2 separate regions of the Homo sapiens genome follow, and region 1 is linked to region 2. A link is a contact called in ENCODE Hi-C or POLR2A ChIA-PET data. All regions are on one chromosome and are shown on one strand. Each heading gives the region's core, a stretch centred on a gene start or an enhancer-like site at or near the end of the contact. The rest is flanking DNA. Distances are from core to core; before and after follow the strand shown.

The links. Hi-C counts contacts between places; a loop is a spot of excess contacts on that map. ChIA-PET counts read pairs that join two places held with the same protein, here RNA polymerase II (POLR2A). Pooled maps may share reads with other maps.
Region 1: a loop to region 2 is called in a map of endothelial cell of umbilical vein, with 12 times the contacts of the local background. The contact joins the promoter of PAK2 here to the promoter of ACAP2 in region 2. A Hi-C loop is called at or near these places in 2 of 168 maps with a recorded cell type or tissue (ascending aorta and endothelial cell of umbilical vein) and 11 of 50 pooled maps. POLR2A ChIA-PET finds 5 or more read pairs at or near these places in 2 of 52 experiments (A673 and T-cell).

What each region holds. Positions count from the first base shown.
Region 1 is chr3:196,737,991-196,743,692 of GRCh38, reverse strand. PAK2 (p21 (RAC1) activated kinase 2) reads right to left here and starts at 3,836. Exons shown (of 15, transcript NM_002577.4): 1 at 3,536-3,836. RefSeq lists a silencer at 3,256-4,045.
Region 2 is chr3:195,438,308-195,444,314 of GRCh38, reverse strand. ACAP2 (ArfGAP with coiled-coil, ankyrin repeat and PH domains 2) reads left to right here and starts at 1,295. Exons shown (of 23, transcript NM_012287.6): 1 at 1,295-1,520. The coding sequence starts at 1,468. RefSeq lists silencers at 931-1,430, 1,551-1,770, 1,791-1,840 and enhancers at 1,252-1,751, 2,291-2,380.

The sequences.
Region 1 (5,702 bases), core at 2,587-5,086, 1.3 Mb before region 2:
AGAATAGTAGAGAATATAGGTTTCACCATGTTGGCCAGGCTGGTCTTGAACTCCTGACCTCAAGTGATCGGCCCACCTCAGCCTCCTAATGTGTTGTGATTACAGGTGTGAGCCACCGCACCCGGCCTAGAAGGCAGTTTTAATTCTAAGTTTAGGAGTATCGACTCTACAGCATGTAAGAACAGACTATTAACTAACGTTTATTAAGACCTATAATTACAGAATCCTTTACCTGCATTCCCTCATTTGATCTAAATATCCCTGTGAAATTGGTATTATTATTATTATCCCCATCTTACAGGTGAGAAAAGCAAGTCTTGAAAAGAATGTATATCTTGCCCAGGGTAAAGTAGAACAGCAAGAATTCAAACGCAGGACTCTAGCTCCTAACCACATGGGATACATGGAGTAAGTACTAAAGAAACTCAGAGATAGTAGGCTGGAACACTGAAATCCTGAATGAATGTTCAGACTGACTACCCTTAACCAGGCAGGTGACCCTAGAAGGGAAGAAGTGATGAAACTCAACTCTGATCACAGAAGAAAACAACCAGTATTTTATTTTTTGGGGGCAATGAGGGATTTTTTTCCTTTCCTATTCTGCTCTGTTAAGGCACAAAAAGGATACTAGGAAGAGCTTGGACACACAATTTGCAATTAACACCCTCCCTCTGATTAGTCTGGAAACTCAACTCTTATACCAAACTGATGGAAACCTTTACGACTTAAAGTCTTGAAGTTGACCCAGTTTCTTTTTCTTTTTCTTTTTTAATGAGACGGAGTCTCGCTCTGTAGCCCAGGCGGGAGTGCAGTGGCGCGATCTCGACTCACTGCAAGCTCCGCCTCCCGGGTTCATCACGCCATTCTCCGGCCTCAGCCTCCCGAGTAGCTGGGACTACAGGCGCCTGCCACCAAGCCCGGCTAATTTTTTGTTGTATTTTTAGTAGAGACGGGGTTTCACTGTGTTAGCCAGGATGGTCTTGATCTCCTGACCTCGTGATCCGCCCGCCTCGGCCTCCCAAAGTGCTGGGATTACAGGCGTGAGCCACCGCGCCCGGCGAAGAAGACCCAGTTTCAAATTTTAACCAAAAGTGTAAAAGTCAGAAAGCCAAAAGAAATATACTCAAATATTATTATAATAATAATCGATTTTGATGGATAAAAGGAAGAATCTAACAATTCCTACTCATTTTATCCTTGGCTACTTGAAGTTCTTAAATATTAGAAAAGTATAATTGAAAGTTTATCTTTAGCTACCTGAACAAGTTCTAGTCTCTCTTAAAAAGTATAATTGAAATAGAAACTGTTGGTGGTGTGCCGTGGCTCACGCCTATCCCAGCATTTTGGGAGGCTGAGGCGGGCAGATGACCTGAGGTCGGGAGTTCGAGACCAGCCTAACCAACACGGTGAAACCCCATCTCTACTAAAAATACAAAATTAGCCGCGCGTGGTGGCGCGTGCCTGTAATCCCAGCTACTCAGCAGGCTGAGACAGGAGAATCGCTTGAACCCAGGAGGCGGAGGTTGCGGTGATCGCACCATTGCACTCCAGCCTGGGCAACTGAAACTCCGTCTCAAAAAAAAAAAAAAAAAAGAAATATTAATTGTTAACCGCATCTACTTGGGAACCTGTCTATCATAAAGATCAGAGAGCCCTATCGCCTGTATACTCGAACTATAAACTTAATTTTGAATTTGGGTTTGCAAGGTTAGTATTAAATAGCACGGAGTCCAGAATAGTATCTCTCTCTGAATGAGAGTAAACCATAAACCAAGGCCCTAAGGGAAGTGAAATACCCAGGAACTCTTCCTTCATAAAAATATCTGCTGATTAGAAGAAACTGGCAGAGAAGCCAACATCTACAGACCAAGTTTCAAACTCCAACAAAACTCCAACCTTTCTACACCTTAATCCCTCAGGCCAATAAAACATCCATTAAGTTAAGGACAACTGATACTACTATTTAAGAAATGATGACAGTATTGAAGCTGAGTATTGGAGCCACTTTTTTCAGAGCCTTGCTGGAGGGAAAGGTAACAATGGGCTACTTAGTGAAAACACAAAATACACTGAATTTAGGTCAACCTGTTACCAAATCGGAAAGTTGGTTTAAGACCTACATCTATTACAGGTTCACTTTCCGTAATAAGTGTCAATCAATGTGCTTGGCTAATAAGTAGCTCGAAAGATTTAATAGCCGAGGATGACACAGTGAAAAAGTTGCCTGAAATCCATACTCCTAACAGAACATGAAAAAGGCTCTTCATATATACACGAGCATGAGTGGGCTTTACAGAAGCCACAGACCTTCTGGCAAAGTTGACAAGTTTTAACCTGCTTTAAAAATTACTATTCACTGCCTTCATCCCAATGTAACTTTACTGAGTGTTATTCTATTGGACAACCCTACAAAAACAAAATCCCCAGAGCAAATTCTTGTACATTTCAATATCCTGCCTACTTATAAGAGCGGAAGAGTCGAACACAGCAGGGGAAAAAACGTGACGTGCACAACCTTGATCCAAAACACAGCTCTTCGTAGTTTAATTTTAGGCCTAACCATTTTGTCTTTTTATAAAGGTTAAAAAAGAAAACAAAGAAAGGACACATCGCCTGTAACGCAGAAGTGAGATAATGATATCAACCGGAGTTCGTTATTTATCAAGGGACAACAAATCACGCTCACACTGCCCAGGGAGAGTACTACTAAAATTAAGATACAAGGATGGGTACAACCTCACACCCACTGACGATGACACGCTTCTGTTCTTGGATGACTTATCTTTAAAGAATTAGTTAAAAGGTTGAGTGGCAACGTTTTGTGTTTGTGCGTGCGTGTGTTTCCAAGAGAGCCAAACATGGTGAAAAACCAATCTTAACTTCACCTAAGTTATCTAAAGAAGCAAATTTCACCCCTAGGCTGAAGCTCAAACAGGAGCGAGGAGAAGCTCCGAAAGATCAGTTCGTAAGCGGTGGCCCTCAAGCGCCCGGGACGCTCTACGTTTTTACCAATGTGGAATGTGGAAAAGAGGTTACAGGCTGGAGCTGAGAAAACAGTCAAGCTACTCGCGACAATATTCCTGAGCAGTGAAACGGGTGAACAGAGAGCGAGCAAGCAGGGGCTGAGAATCAGTGAGAGGAAAAATCAAGGAACAAAACCGGAGAGTCTGGTCCAGCATTAAGAAAACGGAGCAAAGGAAGAGGGTGAAACGCGAGGGGAGGGAAGACCGAGAGTCGGCAGAGACCGTGGTGCCGCGAGGTTCAGAGCAGGGCTGGGTCCAGGAAGAGTCAGACCTCCGCAGCCCAGCGAGCTTCCCATTTCTGGCTAAAGCCAGCGAAGAAAACGGCCCTGGGGAGCAGACAATGAGCCACCGCCCCAGGAGCTGCGGCTCCCAGCACGCAGGTGGCGGCTCCCCGGCCCCGCGCGGGGCAGGTCGGCCGTCCCGGGCCGCTCCCGCCCGCCAGGCCACGGAGAAGGAAGGAGGAGGAAGAGACCCGGCCTGCGTCCCGCGCCGGCCGGCCTGTGTGCACTTACCCCGGGCAAGGCAAGGTCCCCGCCCCAGCGAGGCGCCTCGGTCAGAGCTCCCGGCGGGCTGCGGAGCCGCCCCGGGCTAGCGCGCGGTGCGGGGAGGGGAGGGGAGGGAAGGGGAAGCGGGGCGGGAAGAGACGCCGCGCTGGAGCAGCCGCTGCTACCGCTAGGCCCAGCGGCGGCGGAGTCCTGCGCACGCCAGGGAGGGGAGGGGAGGGAGCCTTCGGCAATGGCGACGGCCCGGGCCGGAGGGGAAGCGGAACAACCGCCGCCGCTGCGCGTGGCCACAACCCTGGGGGAGGAAGACGGCGGGGAGCGGGGCGGGGCGGGGCCAGAACCCAGAACCCCTCCCGCCCCGAAGCCGGAGCTCCCCGGGGCGGAGACGAGCGCCACCTCCCATGGGCAGGCCCGCGCGGGGGCCGCTGGGAGTAGTAGTTCGGTGATAGACGTTGCTTTTATTCCTTGGGTAGTCTTTGTATTGAGAGGAGCAGCCAGTCCCTCATTTAATTCAGCATTGTCTCCAAGCAGGTCTCTGCCGACGGAAGACGCTGACAGACGATTGCTGTTATACACATCTGCTCCGCGACATTTGTTTCTGGGAATTCATCCGTTATCCATTTTGCTTTTTTGCTTACAAATTCTTAACTAAAATTTTGCTGCTAAATTAAGTATCACCTCCTTGCAAATTAAGACTTCCCTATTTTATCCACGGAGGAGTTCATCAATGTTTCACTTATTCTACAAATATTTGAGTGTCTGATATGGACTAGACACTGTTAAGCATCAGAAATACAAGGGTGGTTCAGGTGCGGTGGCTCACGCCTGTAATCCCAGCACTTTGGGAGGCTGAGGCAGGCGGATCACCTGAGGTCGGGAGTTCGAGACCAGCCTGGCCAACACGATGAAACCCCGTTTCTACTAAAAATACAAAAATTAGCTGGGCATGGTGGCACGCATCTGTAGTCCCAGCTACTCGGGAGACTAAGGCAGGAGAATCGCTTGAACCCAGGAGGAGGAGGCTGCAGTGAGCCAAGATCGGGCCACTGCACTTCAGCGTGACAGAGTCGTCATGCCTCAAAAACAAAACAAAAAACACAAAAGAAATGCAAGGGTGAACACGATTCACCAAGCCTTTGTGGAGCTTATATGAGGACGCAGTAATTAAAGTAGTCACACCTGGTATAAGAAAAAACTTGGCGAGGTTACTTTGGATAGGGTGGTCGGAGAAGGCCTCGTTAAGGAGGTGACACTTAAGGCAAGAACAGAAAGAGACAGCAATAAGAAGCACCCAGAGAAAAGCAATACAGGCAGGAGAAGAAAGAAAAGGGCTTGCTACGGTCAGTTAAGAAGGCCTGTGTAGCTGGGGCCTAGAACAAGAAGGCGGTACTATTAAGAAAACACTACAGCAGACAAGATTCAGGTCATGAAAGATCCTGAATGCCATGGTAAAAAGTCTATATTACAAAAAACCATTAAAAGGCTTTTTTAAGCAGGAAAGCGATGTTACCTGGCTTACACTTTAAGATCACTAGACTGCAATGTGGATAATGGAGTATAGAGATGCAAGAATAGAAGGGAAATAAAGTAGGAAGGCAGTGGAAAGAAAGAGGAATTGTGCTTCTCTATCAATGTAGAGCAAAAAACTCAATTGATGCAGTGGGTACAGGAGAGAAAGGAATCAAGGAGCAACATGGCACAGTAAGAGATAACCTGAAAAATGCTCTGATTATTAAACACACAGAAACACTGGATAAATAAGACATCCTTTCAAAGGCATAACTTGCAAGAATGAAAATAGAATGTTTCTGACAGTCTTCCAAATTTCACACTCAACCTGAAGAAGGGGCAGGACACCAGAGTGGTAAGCAGGGCAGTGAAGCCATGGTTGTGTTGAGGGCACCTACTTATCTCAGAAATCTCTAGAGTTTTAATAGGTGCACAGGAAACTAAAGACAAGGACTTGGGCCTATACAAGAAGTCAGGACTGTGATCCTGCATAGGACTGGAAATTCAAGGCGCTATACCCTCCAAGAACAGACTGGGGGGAAAAAAAACCCTATGCTAGCCCAGGGAGACACACAGGACATTTGTTTACTTTGGCCTGCAGTGGGCTTGCAGGGCAGAAGAAAATTTTCCCTTTAGAATTAATAACCCTTTAGAATTTTCCCTCACT
Region 2 (6,007 bases), core at 46-2,545:
CAAACAAAAACTTCAGACAGTGAAAGTGAGAGAACTTAGACTTAAGCCCTTTGATTATAGTACTGAAGAGGCAAATGGTACAATTAAAATAGCCAACATTTACTGAATGATCGATATGTGGCACTGTGTTAACCGGACAACTTCATCAGATCTGTGTGTTATGTTCATTTTAAAGTGAGAAAGCTGGGACCTAAATCCAGGAAGTTTGCCTCCAGATTCTCACTCAGAGCCACTATGCTGTTAGAACACCCTGTATATTCATTTTTATAGATACGCCCGTGTTTTTTAGGTTGGCTTAAAAATTACTCATTACATATAAGACATCTTTGTACTTTTTACAATCAATGGCATCTTAAAATGAAGGAGTATGGTAAATACCTGCCGTGAGGATCAGATGATAAGTATCTTAAAGTGCTTCTAGAAAAAGTGTGGATTAGAGGGGCAGGTGTTGCAAGGTGAGTACGATGAGCCTGGTCTTCAGAACCCCACCATGGCAGAACAGTGAAAACCACCAGGAGCAAAGTGTCAGTGAGGGGGAATGCTTTCGGCAGTTTTGAGAGGAGTTCCTCCACACGAAGCACCCTACCTCCCATACCTGCCTAAATCTTTCTATGTCCAACCCAAACGGCAGCTCCTTCAGGAAGTGGTCTCTGGCTATATGAGAAGATGTACATGGGAGCAATTTCCAGATTATGAAGCTATGGAACAAATACATGAAAGATGGATTTTATCACTAAAGTTATCCTCGCTCCTCTTCTGGCCTCAGTTTCTCTAAACTGAAAGGAATAGGTGGCTTAGCCTATCTCTTCCTTTTATAATTTCTGCCTCTAACCTCTTCAGATTTCTGCCAATCTGCTTTGAAAAGCAAATTTCCTTCCTCAGACCTGCAGGAGACTGCTCCTCTGGGCTGGCAGCTCAGCAGGGCGGGGCTCGGGGAGCAGGAGAAGAGGCGGGGGCTCGGAGGGAAGCGCGGCCGCAGCCACGTGACTTCCTTCCCAAGGAACCTCAGCTGCCGGCCTCCCAGCAACCGGTGCGTCCCGCCTAGCGACGCCCGCGCATCCCGGTTGGCCCTCGGGGGCGGTTGTGGCAAGGAGGTGCCCACGGTCGCGCTGCTCATTGGCTCGGGTTGCCGTCGCTCAGACCCGTTGCCCGGGCGCCCGCAGGCGGTGCTGCCGGATGCCCCGCCCCTTGGCCGCCAGGTTCGTGGCTGGCTGGCCGCTGCTGTCACTCCCCGGCCGTTTCCCTGCGGCCAGCGCTCTACTTGGGGCGGGAGGAAGAGGGGCGGGACTGGGGCCTGACTAGTCGTCGCCGTCTTCGCGGCTGCTATGACCAGCGGGCGAGGCGCCCTTCGCAGCTCCGCGCAACGCTAGTCGCGGCCGTGCGCCCGCCGTAGCCGTCTGCGTCCCAGCGCGGCCGCTCCCGCGGCCCCCTCGGCTTTGCCAGCGCCGCCTGCGAGGCGGAGGCAGGATGAAGATGACTGTGGATTTCGAGGAGTGTCTGAAGGACTCGCCCCGCTTCAGGTAACCGGCACGGCCGCCCGGCGTCACCGCGGAGCTGCCTTCCCGGCGCTGGGGGCGTGAAAGCCGGGCCCGCGCACCCGGAGGAGGCCCCGCCGTCCGCTCCTTCCGACGGGGCGAGCGGCTGTTGCCGCCGTTTCCCACCCTGCGAGGGCACTGCAGTCCCCACCGAGCCCTCCCGAGGGGCGACGAAGTGGCGGGGACGGGGACGTCGCCTCTCATTTCTTTCCTTGCCCTCTGCCGGGGCGGAGCGCCCCGAAGGCCGGCGCACCCTCTCCCGCTGGGGGAAATGGGGTGCAGCCGCGCTCCCGAAGTCCCGTCCCCTTCGCGGGCGCTCGCTCTCGCCCCCTTCCTCCTCTGGCTGCTCTTCCTTCCCCCTTCCTTCCGCCCCTTCTTGGTTTCCACCCCCTCCCCACCCCCTCTTTGAGGGAGCTTTCAGGGCATCCTCTTGCAGTTCATTTAGTTCCTCTTTGCGCTTTTCTGCCCCCCTTCCCCGGGGAGGAGAGAGTAGGGGGCGAACTGGGACGCCGACTTCTGCTTCGCGGTGCCCCCGGCCAGAGCGACTCTCCGGAGGGCGCCCGCGGTGGATGCGTGCGGGAATCGCGGGGGGAAGCGCTGTGATCAACCGCATTCCGTGGACCCTAGTTGGTGACTACCTGCTTTTCTTTCCACTTAAGCTCGTTGAAGGGGGCACAGCTGTCGAGAGGTACCGGGCTGAGGGCGGAGGACTAGCAGAAAAGTGCATTTCTGTTTTGAGAACGGAAGTAGGAGGGCCGTGAAGATTGCCTGTGTGTTCCTCTTCCAGCAGCCTCTGCCCAGGAGGGCCCGGATCACAGTCGGATGCTCCCAGTGGATCTGTCACAGAGTTGACATGGGGGCACTCCGATTCACATGGGTTGCCCTTCTTTCTATGTGAGAGGCGGTCGTCCTGAGGCCGTCCAGGACACAGGTTCTTTCTGTTTTGAGGATAGTAGGAAAGTCTTGAGTTGTTTTGGACAATGGAGTTTTTCTAGGTTGCGTTTTACAGTGTATTTATTTACAGGGCTGGTCATAGTCCTTACAAATATAAGGCCTTAACACTTCCGTTAGATAGTGACATTTCTTGAAGCTTCCTCTGAGCACTGGCGTGTGTGTGCCCGCTAATGTCTGGGCCAAGCCTGGATTGTAAATTGCATCCTCTGCCTGGGAACTAACTGTTCTCATCCTTAACACTGTTAATTGGATTTCTTATTCTCCTTTCAGCGAAAAAGAAAAGAATTGTAAAACTAAGGAACTGCTACTTAGAGAAAATTTAAGAACGCTTTTTGCGTTTGCCCTTTGATGATTTTTGGGTATTAATTTTATTGGAGCCTAGGGCTATTATTTAAAAAAACCCACTTCCTTTGATAGCTGTTGTTGCGATTCATTTTTGAAACTTTTATGTTCTGCATTATTGAAGGACTCAAGAGACACAAATAGATTTCCTAGGACAGGCGTGCAGGTTGGTTTCCAGGACAGCATGGCAAGTGGAGTAATTTTTAAAGTGCACCTTAGAAAGTTCAGCTTTTTGTGAAATTTTGTTACTATGACTCAGCTATTTATTTTTAAGTGAAATAATCACAGCATTTTTCCCTTAGAAGATGTAGCTTTGAACTCCCTTTGTTTCACATTAATTTTTTTTTTTTTTTAAGTTGAGAGAAGTGATTTGGAAATACTTCTAGCTACTGGGGTTGGTCACAAACCATGTGATGTCTTTGTTTTTGAAATAAAGAAATCATTGAATATAAAATAAGAGGGCAACATACTGATTAAGTTGTAGGGAATATTATAGTGAACTTTTGTTAAACTTGATTGTAACATAAATTCTATGTTAATTAAAATATTACAGGTTTTCAGGAGTTGTTTCCCATATTCCAATTATTGTTAGCTGCAAATTGGGAAGAGATGCCAAAATTTCAATAACTTCAACATCTTATATACATTTTGGGGACAAATTAGATTTGCAATAGAGGGAAGACTGCCGAGAAATAGAAGTTTCATTATTCATATTCTTAATTTTTTATAGTTTTTCCATAATCCTATTACTATGAGGATCTGTATAGCATTTGAAAAGAATATTTGAGAAGTCTTCATTCACATGTTGTATGTATAAGAAGAGCTTTACTTTTGAGAGTATTGTGTATGTTGAGTGATAGTGAAACTTGTATCAAAATAAAAAGCTTGTGAGGCCTGGGCTTGTTTTTTGGTAGTAAGGCAGCTGCACTTGTGTCCTGATCTATTGGGCTGTCTTTAAATTAATACGTGTCTTTATTCATAAATGAATCTTGTGGCATTTAAGTCTAGTGTGTGCACATAACTGTCTTGGTGCTGTAGAATTAATGCAAAAGGCACATCTTGCTGATGAAAATTTCACCACTGTTCAAGCTTTAAACATCTATTTTCCTGTTAAATCAATGAGGAGAATACAAGGGGACTGGTTGAAATAGGGAGAAGGATGTTGCATTTGCAACATTGTCTTTTGTAATTTGAATAGTCAATGGTTACTTTTACATCCCAGTGAACATTTTTTTTTTGTTTTGGATTGGAGGGCACATTTCGTTGTATAATTTTGGGTTCCCTTTTTGGTTTTTTAAATACCAGTTTAAAATCAGCTTAAAGGTCAAAATCTTGTTCATCTAAAATCTAAAAACCTTGTTCATCTAAAAATCTACAGGAATGTAAAGTGCCTAAGTATACTTTTTTTTGAGTGGAAATTTTGCATTTTGGCCAAAATATGTTGAAGTTGGAATTTGTTTGGGCCCTTAATTGTATGTAGTTGCATGTAGTAGGTCTTTAAAATTTTACAAAACCTCCGTAAAAGTACTGCTTTTCTTTTACTTAAACATACTCTTGGGCTGAACACTGTGGCTCACATCTGTAATCCCAGCACTTTGGGAGGTGGAGGACGGCGGATCACTTAAGGTCAGGAGTTTGACACCAGCCTGGCCAACATGGTAAAACCCCATCTCTACTAAAAATACAAAAATTAGCCGGGTGTGGTAGTGTGCACCTGTAATCCCAGCTACTTGGGAGACTGAGGCATGAGAACTGCTTGAACCTGGGAGGCAGAGGCTGTAGTGAGCTGAGGTTGTGCCACTGTACTCCAGCCTGGGCAACAGAGCGAGACTGTCTCAAAAACAAAAAAAACAAAAAAAACAAAAAAACCCAAAATGTATTCTGTTTTACTTAGGAAGTGAATATCTATTTGAAATAAAAAGTAGAATAAATAAATTGAATAAATAAACATCTTTCTGAATTATGAAAGATTTTTGTCAGCAGTGTTCAAGTATAAAAATATTGTGGCCAGGTGCAGTGGTTCATGCCTGTAATCCCAGCAGTTTGGAAGGCTGAGACAAGAGGATCGCTTGAGGCCAGGAGTTTGAGACCAGCCTGGGCAACAAAGTGAGACACCGTCTCTACAAAAATAAAAAAATTAGTTGGGCATGGTGGCGTGCATCTGTGATTCCAGCTACATGGGAAGCTGAGGCAGGAGGTCAAGGCTGCAGTGAGTTATGTTCACACCTCTGCACTCCAGCCTGGGCAACAGAGCTAGACTCTCTCTCTCTCTCTTAAAAAAAAAAAAAAAAAGGCCTTAGCCTTGGTATGCTTTAGTTTTTATCTGATAATTTATTTTTATCCTTTAACAATGTCTATCATACACCATCCTGCAGGTTTTTCATTTTTAGATTCTATTTCAGATATGATTCTTTTTTTTTTTGAGATAGAGTTCTGCTCTTGTTGCCCAAGCTGGAGTGCAATGGCACGATGTCGGCTCACTGCACCCTCCGGCTCTTGGGTTCAAGCAGTTCTCCTGCCTCAGCCTCCCGAGTAACTGGGATTATAGGCGTGCACCTCCACGCCTGGCTAATTTTTTGTATTTTTAGTAGAAACGGAGTTTCACCATGTTAGCCAGGCTGGTCTCGAACTCCTGACCTCAGGTGATCCGCCCGCCTCAGCCTCCCAAAGTGCTGGGATTACAGGCATAAGCCACCATGCCCGGCTAGATACGATTCTTGTTCAGTAACTTAGAATAACTTTTTTTTTAAAAAGGGTGTTTGTGGGTGAATTATGTTTGAGAGACAGAGTCTTACTTGTTATCCAGGCTGTTCTCCAACTCCTGGACTCAGGTGATTCTCCTGCCGCAGCCTCCTGAGTAGCTGGGATTACAGGTATGAGTCACCATGCCCAGTCAGGTGAAAGGTTTTAATGGGCGAAAGACATTGGAATAAAATGTGACTACTAAATACACCTCAGTTATGTGTTGCTATTAAGTCTGGATTGGTGCCAATCTTGTCTCCTTCCTTTGCCTTCCATCTTTATAATAAACTTTTAGCAACTGCCTGTTAATACAGTGGGTAAGGGCTGAGGGGAAATTTTTTTTTTTTTTAATCTCAGAAGCAGTAGAATGGAATTATAAAGTAATTTTATTATGAACCAAAATACAGGAATCCTGACTGGGTGTGGTGGCTCAA